Linked DNA regions of Homo sapiens: region 2 is linked to region 1. The links are chromatin loops, found by intact Hi-C in ENCODE. Cell type or tissue: heart right ventricle. All regions are shown on one strand. Each heading gives the region's core, and the rest is flanking DNA. Links, peaks and the distances in the headings are about the cores only.

Region 1 (6,403 bases), core at 578-5,577:
AACCTCTGTCTCCCGGATTCAAGTGATTGTCCTGCCTCAGCCTCCTGAATAGCTGAGATTACAGGCACGTGCCACCATGCTAGGCTAATTTTTGTAGTTTTAGTAGAGACGAGGTTTCACCATGTTGGCCAGGATGATCTTGAACTCCTGGCCTCAGGTGATCTGCCCACCTCAGCCTCCCAAAGTGCTGGGATTACAGACATGAGCCACCGCGTCCGGCCCTCAACATAAGCCTAGTTAATAAAATCCACTAGATTTTGATAATAAAATACAAAAACAGGCCAGGTACAGTGGCTCACCCCTGTAATCCTGCCACTCTGGGAGGCCGAGGCAGGTGAATCACTTGATGTCTAGAATTCAAGACCAGTCTGGCCAGCATGGCGAAACCCCGTCTCTACTGAAAATACAAAAATTAGCCGGATGTCCCAGCTACTCGGGAGGTGGATGCACGAGAATCGCTTGAACCCAGGAGGCAGACGTTGCAGTGGGCTGAGATCACACCACTGCACTCCAGCCTGGGTGACAGAGACCCTGTCTCAAAAAAGAATAAAAAATAAAAGATAATAACATAATAAAATAAAATAGAGAGACACAGCTGTGACTATTAGCCCACCAAAAAAGTACAAATCCATTGGCCCAATGAATCTTAGATCCATAGCTGGCCATCTATGAGATACGCTAAGGTGTCCTAGATTAGGACCCTCCAGAGCGGACGTGGAATGGGACGGGATAGGCACCTGCCGCACATACTGCGTGATCACCCAGACAGCAGTGGAGAGGAAAGGCAGCTTGTATTCACTCATTCATTCATTCATTCATTCATGTTTCCATCCAAAAAGCCCACTGTTTGTGAGTCTTCCTCTTATATAAGCTCACTAAGGGCGGGGACCAAGCCTCATTCATTGGCCTGGGGCATGCCTAGTGTGGAGCAAGTATTTGGTGTTTGTTGACTGAATGACTGAAGGTGAAGGGGACTTGAGTTGCCCAGGCACAGTGGCTCACACTTGTAATCTCAGCCCTTTAGGAAGCCAAGGCAGGAGGATCACTCGAGGTCAGGAATTTGACACCAGCCCAGGCGACATAGGGAGACCCCATCTCTACAAAAAAGAAAAATTTGGCCGGGCGCGGTGGCTCACGCCTGTAATCTCAGCACTTTGGGAGGCCGAGGCGGGCGGATCACGAGGTCAGGAGATTGAGACCATCCCGGCTAAAAAACGGTGAAACCCCGTCTCTACTAAAAATACAAAAAATTAGCCAGGTGTAGTGGCGGGCGCCTGTAGTCCCAGCTACTTGGGAGGCTGAGGCAGGAGAATGGCGTGAACCCGGGAGGCGGAGCTTGCAGTGAGCCGAGATCCCGCCACTGCACTCCAGCCTGGGCGACAGAGCGAGACTCCGTCTCAAAAAAAAAAAGAAAAAGAAAAATTTTAAAAATTAGCTGGTCCCGGTAGCTCATGCCTGTAATCCCCACATTTTGGGAGGCTGAGGTGGGAGGACTGCTTGAGCCCAGGAGTTTGAGATCAGCCTGGGCCACATAGGGAGACCCTCTGTCTGCAAAAAATAAATTTTTAAGTTAGCTGGGTTTGGAGACACACACCCGTGGCCCCAGCTACTCAGGAGGCTGAAGTGAGAGGATTGCTTGAGTGCAGGAGCTCGAGGCTGCTGTGAGCTATGATCACACCATCACACTCCAGCCTGGGCAACAGGCTGTCTCTAAATAAATTCCGTCAATAAATAAATAAATAAATAAATAAATAAACAAAGCGTGTAAAGGGCTGACACCATTGCTTGACAAGGATGCAAGGAATGTTTTATTGCTGTGTTTTAGGGAATGTGTTAGGTGCTTTGGGGATGCAGAGATAAAAATGGTACCATCTGTGACCTCAAGAAGTTTACGGACTTGTGGGAGGACAGCGTTGTGAACAGGTTATAATACAATCTGACTATGGCATCTGTAATAAGAGCCCAGAGGCCGGGCATGGTGGCTCCTGCCTGGAATACCAGCACTTTGAGAAGCTGAAGTGGGCAGATCACCTAAGATCAGGAGTTTGAGACCAGCCTGGCCAACATGGTGAAACTACGTCTCTACTAAAAACACAAAAATTAGCTGGGCGTGGTAGTGGGCACCTGTAGTCTCAGCTACTTGGGAGGCTGAGACAGGAGAATCGCTTGAACCTGGGAGACAGAGGTTGCACTGAGCCGAGATCACGCCACTGCACTCCAGCCTCGGAGACAGAGTGAGACTCTGTCTCAAAAAAAAAAAGAAAAAGAAATAGTTTACAGACTTGTTGGGGGACAGAGTTGTAAACAGGTCATAATATAGTCTGACTAGGGCACCTGTCATAAGATCCCAAAGGCCGGGCATGGTGACTCATCGCTGTAATGCCAACACTTTGGGAGACCAAGGTAGGCGGATCCCTTGACGTCAGGAGTTTGAGACCAGCCTGGCCAACATGGTGAAACCCCGTCTCTACTAAAACTACAACAATTAGCCGGGTGTGTTGGCACATGCCTATAGTCCCAGCTACTCAGGAGGCTGAGGCAAGAGAATCACTTGAACCCGGGAGGCGGAGGTTGCAGTGAGCCGAGATTGTGCCACTGCACTCCAGCCTGGGCTACAGAGTGAGATTCTGTCTCAAAAAAAAAAGAGCCCAGAGGAGGTGGGGAGTGGGGGCATTTGAACAATGCATAGAACTTTCCTGGTGAAGAAGGTGGAGGGTAGGGGGTAAGGAGGCAAAGAGAAGGGCTTGTGCAGAGATCTACTGTGTCAAGGTGCACAGGGTGCAGAGGGAATGGCACACAGCCAGCGCTGGCCGGGGCGCAGGGGAAGATGCAGCTCTGTCTGAAGAGTCTGTGGTCTGATCACAATGGGCCCTCTGTGCCAGTTGACTGGTTTGTGCTGAACACGTTGGCCAAGATGCCTGTCATTCCAGCCTCCGCTTCCAGGCGAAATTACACCACCCACTCAGGGAAGCTGGACTAAGCTGCTGCTGCTTTTTTTTTTTTTTAACAACTTTATTCAAGTATTTTATTTACACAGAATAAAATGCATTCGTTTTTATGTGTTTACTTAAAGGAGCCTTAGCAAATATTTTCACTCACCCGTGTCACCCCCACCATAATCAAGATACAGGGCTGGGTGCGGTGGCTCATGCCTGTAATCCCAGCACTTTGGGAGGCCGAGGCAGGCAGATCATCTGAGGTCAGGAGTTTGAGCCCAGCCTGGCCAACATGGTGAAACCCTGTCTCTACTAAAAATACAAAAATTAGCCGGGCGTGCTGGCGCATGCCGTGCCTGAAATCCCAGCTACTCCGGAGGCTGAGGCAGGAGAATGGCTTGAACCCAGGAGGTGGAGGTCGCAGTAAGCCGAGATCACAACACTGCACTCCAGCCTGGGCGACAGAGCAAGACTCCGTCAAAAAAAAATATATGCAACACTTCCATTGCTCTAGAAAGTTTCCTGTGCCCCTCTTCATTAGTTAATTTTCTTCACCACCCACCACCCCAGGCCCTGGCAATCACTGACCTGCTTGCCTGCTTACTTTCTTCTTTTTTTTCTTTTTTAGACAGGGTATTGCTCTGCAGCCCAGGCTGGAGCGTAGTGGCAAGATGTCAGCTCACTGCAACCCTGACATCCCTAGCTCAAGTGATCCTCCCACCTCAGCCTACTGAGTAGCTGGGACTATTTTTTTTTTTTTTTTTGAGATGGAGTCTCACTCTGTTGCCCAGGCTGGAGTGCAGTGGCACGATCTCGGCTCACTGCAAGCTCCGCCTCCCAGGTTCATGCCATTCTCCTGCCTCAGCCTCCCGAGTAGCTGGGACTACAGGTGCCCATCACCACACCCGGCTAATTTTTTGTATTTTTAGTAGAGACGGGGTTTCACCATGTTAGCCAGGATGGTCTCGATCTCCTGACCTCATGATCTACCCGCCTCGGCCTCCCGAAGTGCTGGGATTACAGGTGTGAGCCACCGCGCCCAGCCAATTTTTTGTATTTGAGAGTCAGGAGTTCAAGACCAGCCTGGACAACATGGTGAAACCCTGTCTCTACTAAAGATATAAAAATTAGCCAGGAGGGCTGGGCATGGTAGCTCATGCCTGTAATCCCAGCACTTTGGGAGGCCGAGGCGGGTGGATCACCTGAGGTCAGGAGTTTGCGACCAGCCTGGCCAACATGGTGAAACCCCATCTCTACTAAAAATACAAAAATTAGCTGGGTGTGGTGGCGGGTGCCTGTAATCCCAGCTACTCGGGAGGCTAAGGCAGGAGAATCGCTTGATCCTGGGAGATGGAGGCTGCAGTGAGCTGAGATCGTGCCAGTGCACTCCAGCCTGGGTGACTCTGCCAAACACACTAAAATAAAATAAAAAATTTTAAAAATATAATAATACAACTTTTTATAGGCCGGGCGTGGTGGCTCACGTCTGTAATCCCAGCACTTTGGGAGGCCGAGGCGGGCAGATCATGAGGTCGGGAGATCGAGACCATCCTGGCTAACACGGTGAAACCCCGTCTCTACTAAAAAATATAAAAAAATTAGCCGGGCATGGTGGCGGGCACCTGTAGTCCCAGCTACTTGGGAGGCTGAGGCAGGAGAATGGCGTGAACCCGGGAGGCGGAGCTTGCAGTGAGCCGAGATCATGCCACTGCACTCCAGCCTGGGCGACAGAGAGAGACTCCTTCTCAAAAAAAAAAAAAAAGAGAAAATTAAATACAAATTAAGCAGGAGAGAGGAGAGGGACTAATACTGTATATAAAATAATCCAACTTTTTTTTTTTTAATTAAAAAAAGGACACTTAGTCCAATGGCCAGTACTGGTTCCCACTGTGGCCCTGATACCAGCAGGGCAACCAGCCACGCCTTCCAGCCCAGAGCAAAGTTTTCAGAAGATAAGAACTCTGTGGTTTTCAGCAAGGAGACAATAAGAAGTTGTTCCTAATTGGCTTCCTGTCGCAGTCCTCAGGGCACCTGCTGGTTCCAGCCTGGATCCAGCCTACCTTGACCTTTGCCAGTTGGCACCGATGTGCAGATAACCAGTGAAGCCCAGGAGCAAATCCTCAAATCCAGACCTGCAGAATGGGACGAGTCTTGTGTGAAATTCTCAGGCGAGAGCTCTGAGCCCCAAGGCCTCCTTCGCACACCCCGGCCCTGGGTCTGATCTGGTTTCACGACCTGTTTCAGCTCCATGCTGTGCCGTGAGAAACCTCTCTGCAGGTCCCTACTTGAACTTGAAAGACTTTGACCCTTCCCAGTGGCCACAAGCACATCTCACTCTGCTGTCCAGGCTGGAGTGCAGTGGCGTGATCTCGGTTCACTACAACCTCTGCCTCCCAGGTTCAAGCAATTCTCCTGCCTCGGCCTCCCAAGTAGTTGGGATTATAGGCACGTACCATCACGCCCAGCTAATTTTTTTGTATTTTTAGTTGAGATGGAGTTTCACCATGTTGGCCAGGCTGGTCTTGAACTCCTGACCTCAGGTGATCCACCCGCCTCGGCCTCCCAAAGTGTTGGGATTACAGGCGTGAGCCACCGCGCCCAGCCTAATTTTTGTATTTTTTAGTTGTATTTAAAAAAATTTTTTTTGAGGTGCAATCTCGTTCTGTTGCCCAGGCCAGACTCCAGTGGCACAATCTCAGCCCACTGCAACCTCTGCCTCCCAGGTTCAAGCGATTCTCCTGCCTCAGCCTCCTCAATAGCTGGGATTACAGGCACGCGCCACTATGCCTGCCTAATTTTTGTGTTTTTAATAGAGATGGTGTTTCACCATGTTGATCAGGCTAGTCTCAAACTCCTGCCCTCGTGATCTACCTGCCTAGGCCCCCCCAAAAGTGCTGGGATTACAGGCGTGAGCCACTGCGCCTGGCCCACAAGCATGTCTTTCTCTTCTGCTCATCCAGATGAAAAAAAACTGGAGCAGCCGTTTTGCAAAACAGGCCTTCAGTGGCCCTCACAGTTGGATTTTGTCCTGAGCTCAGTTCTATAGGAAGCGTGTGTGTATATGTGTGAATGTGTGTGTATATGTGTGAATGTGTGTATGCATGTGTGAATGTGTGTATGTATGAGTGTGTGTGTGTGTGTGTGTGTGTGGTTTACGTACTTATTGCTAAGCTTCGAATTTTCAGATTTCTGCTTTCTGGCTGTGAATTTGATGCAACACAATTATGGTTAAAAATATTTCCTGGCTGAGCACGATGGCTCATGCCTTTAATCCCAACCCTTTGGCAGGTCGAGGTGAGAGGATTGCTTGAGGCCAGGCATTTGAGACCAGTCTGGGCAACATAGTGAGACCCTCCATCTCTACACAAAATTTTAAAAAATTAGCTGGGGATGGTGGCATGTATCTGTAGTCCCAGCTACTCTGGAGCCTGAGGTGGGAGCATCGCTTGAGACCTGTAGACTGAGGC
Region 2 (6,403 bases), core at 906-5,905, 60 kb after region 1:
TCCTGAGCTCAAGGGATCCTCCCGTCGTGGCCTGCCACAGTGCTGGGTTTACAGACATGAGCCATCGTGCCCGGCTATAAGTGTTAATTGCATTCTTAGTAACAGCAAAACAATGGAAGCAGCCCAATCCCCAAGGAGGGGAGAGAGAGGAATTGCATCATGGTAAAATTCCACTCAATGGAAGATTATAGAGCCATGAGAACTAAGAAGCTACAGCTACACACTTCAGCATTATGTCAACCAAAGCTAAGTGGAAAACAGCAAGTCCCAGACTCTATTCAATAACACGCCTTTGTCATAAAAGTAAAATTATAGGCTGGGCGCGGTGGCTCATGCCTGTAATCCCAGCATTTTGGGAGGCTGAGGCGGGTGGATCGTGAGGTCAGGAGATGGAGACCATCCTGGCTAACACAGTGAAACCCCGTCTCTACAAAAAATTAGCTGGGCGTGGTGGCGGGCACCTATAGTCCCAGCTACTCGGAAGGCTGAGTGAGGCAGGAGAATCACTTGAACCTGGGAGGTGGAGGTTGCAGTGAGCCAAGATCACACTACTTCACTCCAGCCTGGGCGACAGTGCGAGACTCCGTCTCAAAAAAAAGAAAGTAAAATTATAAGCAAAATGAAATAATTTTTGTTTAGGCAAACATTACATGCAATAAAATAATTTTTAAAAAATTAACCCGTGAGCCTGGCGTGGTGGCTCACACCTATAATCTCAGCACTTTGGGAGGCCGAGACAGGAGGATCACTTGAGGGCAGGAGTTGGAGACCAGCCTTGGGTAACATAGAGAGACTCTGTCTACAAAAAATTTAAAAGTAGCTGGTACAGTGGCACCCAGCTATAGTCCCAGCTACTTGGGAGGCTGATGCGGGAGGATTGTTTGAGCCCAGGAGTTGGAGGTTACAGTGAGCTATGTGATAGTGTCACTGCACTCCAGCCTATCTCTACAAAAGTAAAAAATAAAATATGAGCTGGGCATGGTAGCACGTGTGCTTGTAGTCCTAGCCACTCGAGGGGCTGAGGTGGTAAGGATGGTTTGAGCCTAGAAGGTCCAGGCTGCAGTAAGCTATGACTGTGCCACTGCACTCCTGCCTGGGCAAGAGGGAGACTGTCTTTAAAAAAAAAAAAAATTAAAAAAGAAATCAACCAGTGAAAAATGATTATATCATGGAGGAGAACAGGCATAGAAGACAGTTTTGGAAATTTGAATAAAGACCATGTATTAGATGACAGGGAATTATTAAGTTGTATAAGTACGATGATGCTATTGTGAGTATGTAAGATAACAGTGTTTTCTTAGGAGATGTGCATTGAAACATTTAGGCACGAAGAGTCAAGATGTTTGCACCTTACTTCAAATAGAGAAAAAGAAAGAGAAATTATGTGTGTGCGCGTGTGTGTGAGAGAGAAAGCAGGGAAAATTGGCAATATGCTAAGAATTACTGAACCCAGCTGGGCGCGGTGGCTCACGCCTGTAATCCCACCACTTTGGGAGGCTGAGGCGGGTGGATCGCTTGAGGCCAGGAGTTCAAGACTAGTCTGGCCAACATGGCGAAATCCCGTCTCTACTAAAAATACAAAAAATTAGCTGGGATAGGTGGTGCACGCTTGTAGTCACAGCTACTCAGGAGGCTGAGGCAGGAGAATTGCTTGAACTCAGGAGGCAGAGCTTGCAGTGAGCCGAGATTGCGCCACTGCACTCCAGCCTGGGCGACAGAGCAAGACTCCATCTCAAAACAAACAAACAAATAAAAAAAATGCCCAACCCATCACGGGCACTTGGTAACTCAGAGAATCTGAGCTCTTCTGTGCCAGGCACTGCTCTTTGATCTTTGCATGGATTCATTCATTTAATCCTTAAAACAGGGGGCCGTGCTCAGTGGCTCACACCTGTAATCCCAGCACTTTGGAAGGCCAAAGTGGGCAGATCACTTGAGGTCAGGAGTTTGAGACCAGCCTGGGCAACATGGTGAAACCCTGTCTCTACTACAAATACAAAAATTAGCCGGGCATGTTGGCATATGCCTGTAATCCCAGCTACTCAGGAAGCTGAGGCAGGAGAATTGCTTGAACCTGGAAGGCGGAGGTTGCAGTGAGCTGAGATCGCGCCACTGCACTCCAGCCTGAAGACTCTGTCTCAAAAAAAAAAAAAAAAAAAAAAAAAAAAAAAAGACAAGGAAATAGATTTTCCCCTAGAGCCTCCAGAAGGATCAGCCCTGCTGACATCTTTTTTTTTTTTTTTTCTTGTAGCCCAGGCTGGAGTGCAATGGCACGATCTCAGCTCACTGCAAACTCCGCCTCCTGGGTTCAAGGGATTCTCTTGCCTCAGCCTCCCGAGTAGCTGGGATTACAAGTGCGCACCACCACACCTGGCTAATTTTTGTATTTTTAGTAGAGATGGGGTTTTACCACGTTGGCCAGGCTGGTCTCGAACTCCTGATCTCAAGTGATTCGCCCGCCTCAGCCTCCCGAAGTGCTAGGATTACAGTCGTGAGCCACTGCACCTGGCCCCTGACACCTTGACATTAGCCTTGGAAGACTCATTTCAGACTTCTGATCTCCAAAACTGTAAGGCAATAAATTTGTGTTGTTTGAAGCCACTACGTTTAGGTAATTTATTTATTTTTTTGAGACAGGGTCTCACTCTGTTTCCCACGCTGGAGTTCAGTGGCACAATCGTGGCTCACTGCAGCCTGACCTCCTGAGCTCAAGTCATCCTCCCACCTCAGCCTCCCTAGTAGCTGGGACCACAGGTGTGCACTACGTGCAGCTATTTTTTTTTTTTTAGAGATGGGGTCTTGCTATGTTGCCCAGGCTTGTCTCGAACTCCTGGGCTCAAGTGACCCTTCTGTCTCAGCCTTCCAGAGTGCTGGCGTGAGCCACTGGACCCGGCCTGTTTTAAGGCTTGAAATACCAGTTATAAATTCATGATTCCCCAAATCATATCTCAAGCCTGGACTGCTCCCCTGAGCCCCAACTTGCTTCCAACTTCGACTGGATGAGACCCCAGATTGAACACGCCTGATCCGCCACCTCCTGCCCCACCAGCTTCTCCTGCATCTTCCCTGTCTCCACCCACAGCACCTCCGTCCTTCCCCAAGTTCAGCCTGAACCTCTGAAGTCAAAGTCAGCTCCTCATTTTCTCACAGCTTATATCAGCACATTCTGTTGGCTTCAGCCAACTCACCTAAGAGTGGGTGACTCACCACCCCACTGCCGCCACAGGCGTCGCCTGGATTATTACAACCTCCTTATGTCTCTCCACCCTTGTCTGTCCTCAAGCCAGCAACCAGAGGGATTCTGTTAAAACAAGCTGGATCCTGTTACCCTCTGCTCAGAACTGCACCGACTCTAAGCTCACTCTGAGCAAAAGTCAAAATCCTTATCTGGCCATGTACCATCTTCCCTGTCCATCTCCATCTCATCTCTCACTTCCCCTGACCTTCCTCTGATACCTTGGCAGGTGACCTCAGGGGCTTTGCAGCTGCTGTTCTCTCTGCCTGCAATGCTGTTCCCTGCTGCCCCTTCAGGCCTTTAAAACTAAGGCCTCCTTCTGGTCATCACCTAAATAATGTTGCAATCTCCTAAAAATAAATACAATTGCTCCCATGGTTTACGCTTTGCAGATTTTCTGTTTATCCCCCCGCCCCACCATGTAGGCTCCGTGAGGCTGGGTTTTTTTTGTTTTTTTGTATTTTGAGACGGAGTTTCGCTCTTGTTGCCCAAGCTGGAGCGCAATGGCGCAATCTCGGCTCACTGCAACTTCCACCTCCCGGGTTCAAGCGATTCTCCTGCCTCAGCCTCCCAAGTAGCTGGGATTATAGGTGTGTGTCATGATGCTGGGCTAATTTTTTGTATTTTTAGTAGAAACGGAGTTTCACCATGTTAGCCAGGCTGGTCTCAAACTCCTGACCTTAGGTGATCCGCCCACCTCAGCCTCCCGAAGTGCTGGGATTACAGACGTGAACCACTGCACTCAGCCGGGTTTTTTTTTTTTTTTAATCAGTGTTGATTAAAAGTCCAGCATAGGCCGGGCACGGTGGCTCACATCTGTAATCCCAGTACTTTGGAAGTTAGAGGTGTGTGGATTACTTGAGCCCAGGAGTTCCAGACCAGCCTGGGAAACATGGCAAAACCCCGTCTCTACAAAAAAATACAAAAATTAGCCTGGCACGGTGGTGCACGCCTCCAGTCCCAGCTACTTGGGAGGCTGAGGCAGGAGGATCACTTGAGCTTAGGGAGGTCGAGGATGCAGTGAGCCGTGATCGTGCTACTGCACTCCAGCCTGAGTGACAGAGAGAGACCCTGCCTTAAAAAAAAAAAAAAAAAAAAATTCCAGTATCTAGGCCCGGTGTAGTGGCTCACGCCTGTAATCCCAGCACTTTGGGAAACCAAGGCGGTGAGATCCCTTGAAGCCAGGAGTTCTAGACCAGCCTGGGCAATGAAGCAAGATGCTGTCCTACAAAAATATTAAATAAGAATAATGAGGCCGGGCTCAGTGGCTCACACCAGTAATCCCGGCACTTTGGGAGGTCGAGGCAGGTGGATCACCTGAGGTCAGGAGTTCGAGACCAGCCTGGCCAACATGGTGAAATCCAGTCTCTACTAAAAATACAAAAAAAAAAAAAAAAAAAAAAATTAGCTTGGTGTGGTGGTGCATGCCTGTAATCCCAGATGCTCAGGAGGCTAAGGCAGGAGAATTGCTTGAACCCGGGAGGCGGAGGTTGCAGTGAGCTGAGATTGCACTGCTGCACTCCAGCCTGGGCAATAAGAGCGCAACTCTGTCTCAAAGACAAAACAAAACAGAAACAAACAAAAAGAATAATGAAATAATAATAAAAGACCAGTATCTGGCACAGTGCTGGCCCCAGTGAGACACCTGGGCCTGTGCACAAATGAGTGACTGCACCTGCGCCCCCAAGGCCTCTGTTGGGGCCACACGAAGTCTGCTGTGGGTGGTGCTGAGCCCTCTCCATGACACGAAGGTTCTTAGAGGGCTAGGCCTGCATGGCCCCCAACCTCCACCTCCCTCCTCTTTTGTCCCCACACCCCTCCCCACAAGGCTGGAAGGATCGGGTACACCCAGTAAACCACATGTGCTGAGCCATGGTTACCACCCTGCCCCTGCTCTACTTCTATGGCTCAGACACACGCATCAGCTTCTGTTCTGCACAAGGTGCCTGGCGACCCCTCGGTGCTGATCTCATTCCAGCCCAAATAAAGGTGCTGGTTGCTCTTGTCAGCTTGGGTGGTCTTCGCTGGGGAAAGGGTTTCTGGGAGGCTTTCTGGGATGTTGCAAAAGACTCTAAAGGCGCCCCCAACCCTGCTCCCTTTCGGGTCCGGAAAGCCCCTGTCTATTTTAAATTTTAATCGTTTTTTTTTTTTTTGAGAGAAGGTCTTGCTCTGTTGCCCAGGCTGGTGGGCAGTGGCACGATCACGGCTCACCACAGCCTCAACCTCCTGGGCTCAAGTGAGCCTCTTGCCTTAACCTCCTGAGTAGCTGGGACTACAGGCATGTGCCCTCATGCCTGGCTCATTTTTTGTCAAGATGGGATTTTGCCATGTTGCCCAGGCTGGTCTCGAACTCCAGGATTGCTCAAGCAATCCGCCTGCCTCAACTTCCCACAGTGCTGGGATGACAAGTGTAAGCAACCGCACCCAGCCTGGAAGCCCATCTAATAAAGGCTAAAAACCTTGGAGTTCCCTTCCCCGACGTGTGGAAGGTTGGGGGGCAGAATGGTGTTGCAATGACCCCAGCTAAGTCCCCACCAGCCAGAAAAGGGCAGGGTCTCCCCAACATGCCATCATTTCATGGCCCACTCTGCCACTTCAGAAGAAAGGAGGCGTCGGGCCAACTCTGGGCCCGGCAGTAGGGCGTCTCGTCTGCCCACAAAGGCCTCCAAGCCCCGCCCCGCAGATGCCAGCTCTCCCTGGGAAGGCAGAAGGGAGATCATTACTGAACCCTAATTAACAAAGACAAGCAGAGATAATTCAGTGGAGAAACATGTGGCTGGCGCTGGAATTGTGATATCTTTAGAAACTTGAGAAAGGGTGGCTTTATTTTGAGCTTTCAAGAGCTCAAGACAGAGTTGGAAGGGTAGAGAGGGGGTGGGGAAGGCTGAGAGAGGGAGGCAGGGGCCAGAGGGTGTGTGCCTGTGTGTGATTGGCGACAAGGAAATGACTCTCAAGTCTTGGGCAGCAGAAGGGAGGATCATGGAGGATGTCCTTGTTCTGTATCACGTCAAAGAAATGGAGACCCAAAGACAGTTAACTCATCCAAGATCAAAGACAGTAAGTTAACTTATCTAAAATCAGAGACAAGCAAGTTAACTTATCCAAGATCAGAGATAGTAAGTTGACTTATCTAGATCAGAGATGGTAAGTTAACTTATCCAAGATCAC

Evidence for each region. A loop is a pair of places that touch in the nucleus more often than their neighbours do. Peaks named below come from ENCODE experiments on the same cell type or tissue, not always from the same donor. Only the 100,000 strongest peaks of a DNase experiment are listed, where the experiment ranks them.
Region 2: it touches region 1 in a loop (4-fold over the local background); 7 of 110 quality-filtered maps call a loop at or near these places.

The regions. Positions count from the first base shown.
Region 1 is chr7:74,632,332-74,638,734 of GRCh38, reverse strand. No RefSeq gene overlaps it. Among named protein-coding and RNA genes, the nearest start is that of GTF2I, 22 kb to the left of the region's middle. In heart right ventricle, for the core only: no CTCF peak of the experiment used is centred there; a DNase peak (open chromatin) is centred at 2,882.
Region 2 is chr7:74,572,387-74,578,789 of GRCh38, reverse strand. The region is part of intron 22 of GTF2IRD1 (GTF2I repeat domain containing 1); the gene reads right to left. Among named protein-coding and RNA genes, the nearest start is that of MIR10525, 20 kb to the left of the region's middle. In heart right ventricle, for the core only: no CTCF peak of the experiment used is centred there; no DNase peak of the experiment used is centred there; H3K27ac peaks cover 452 bases.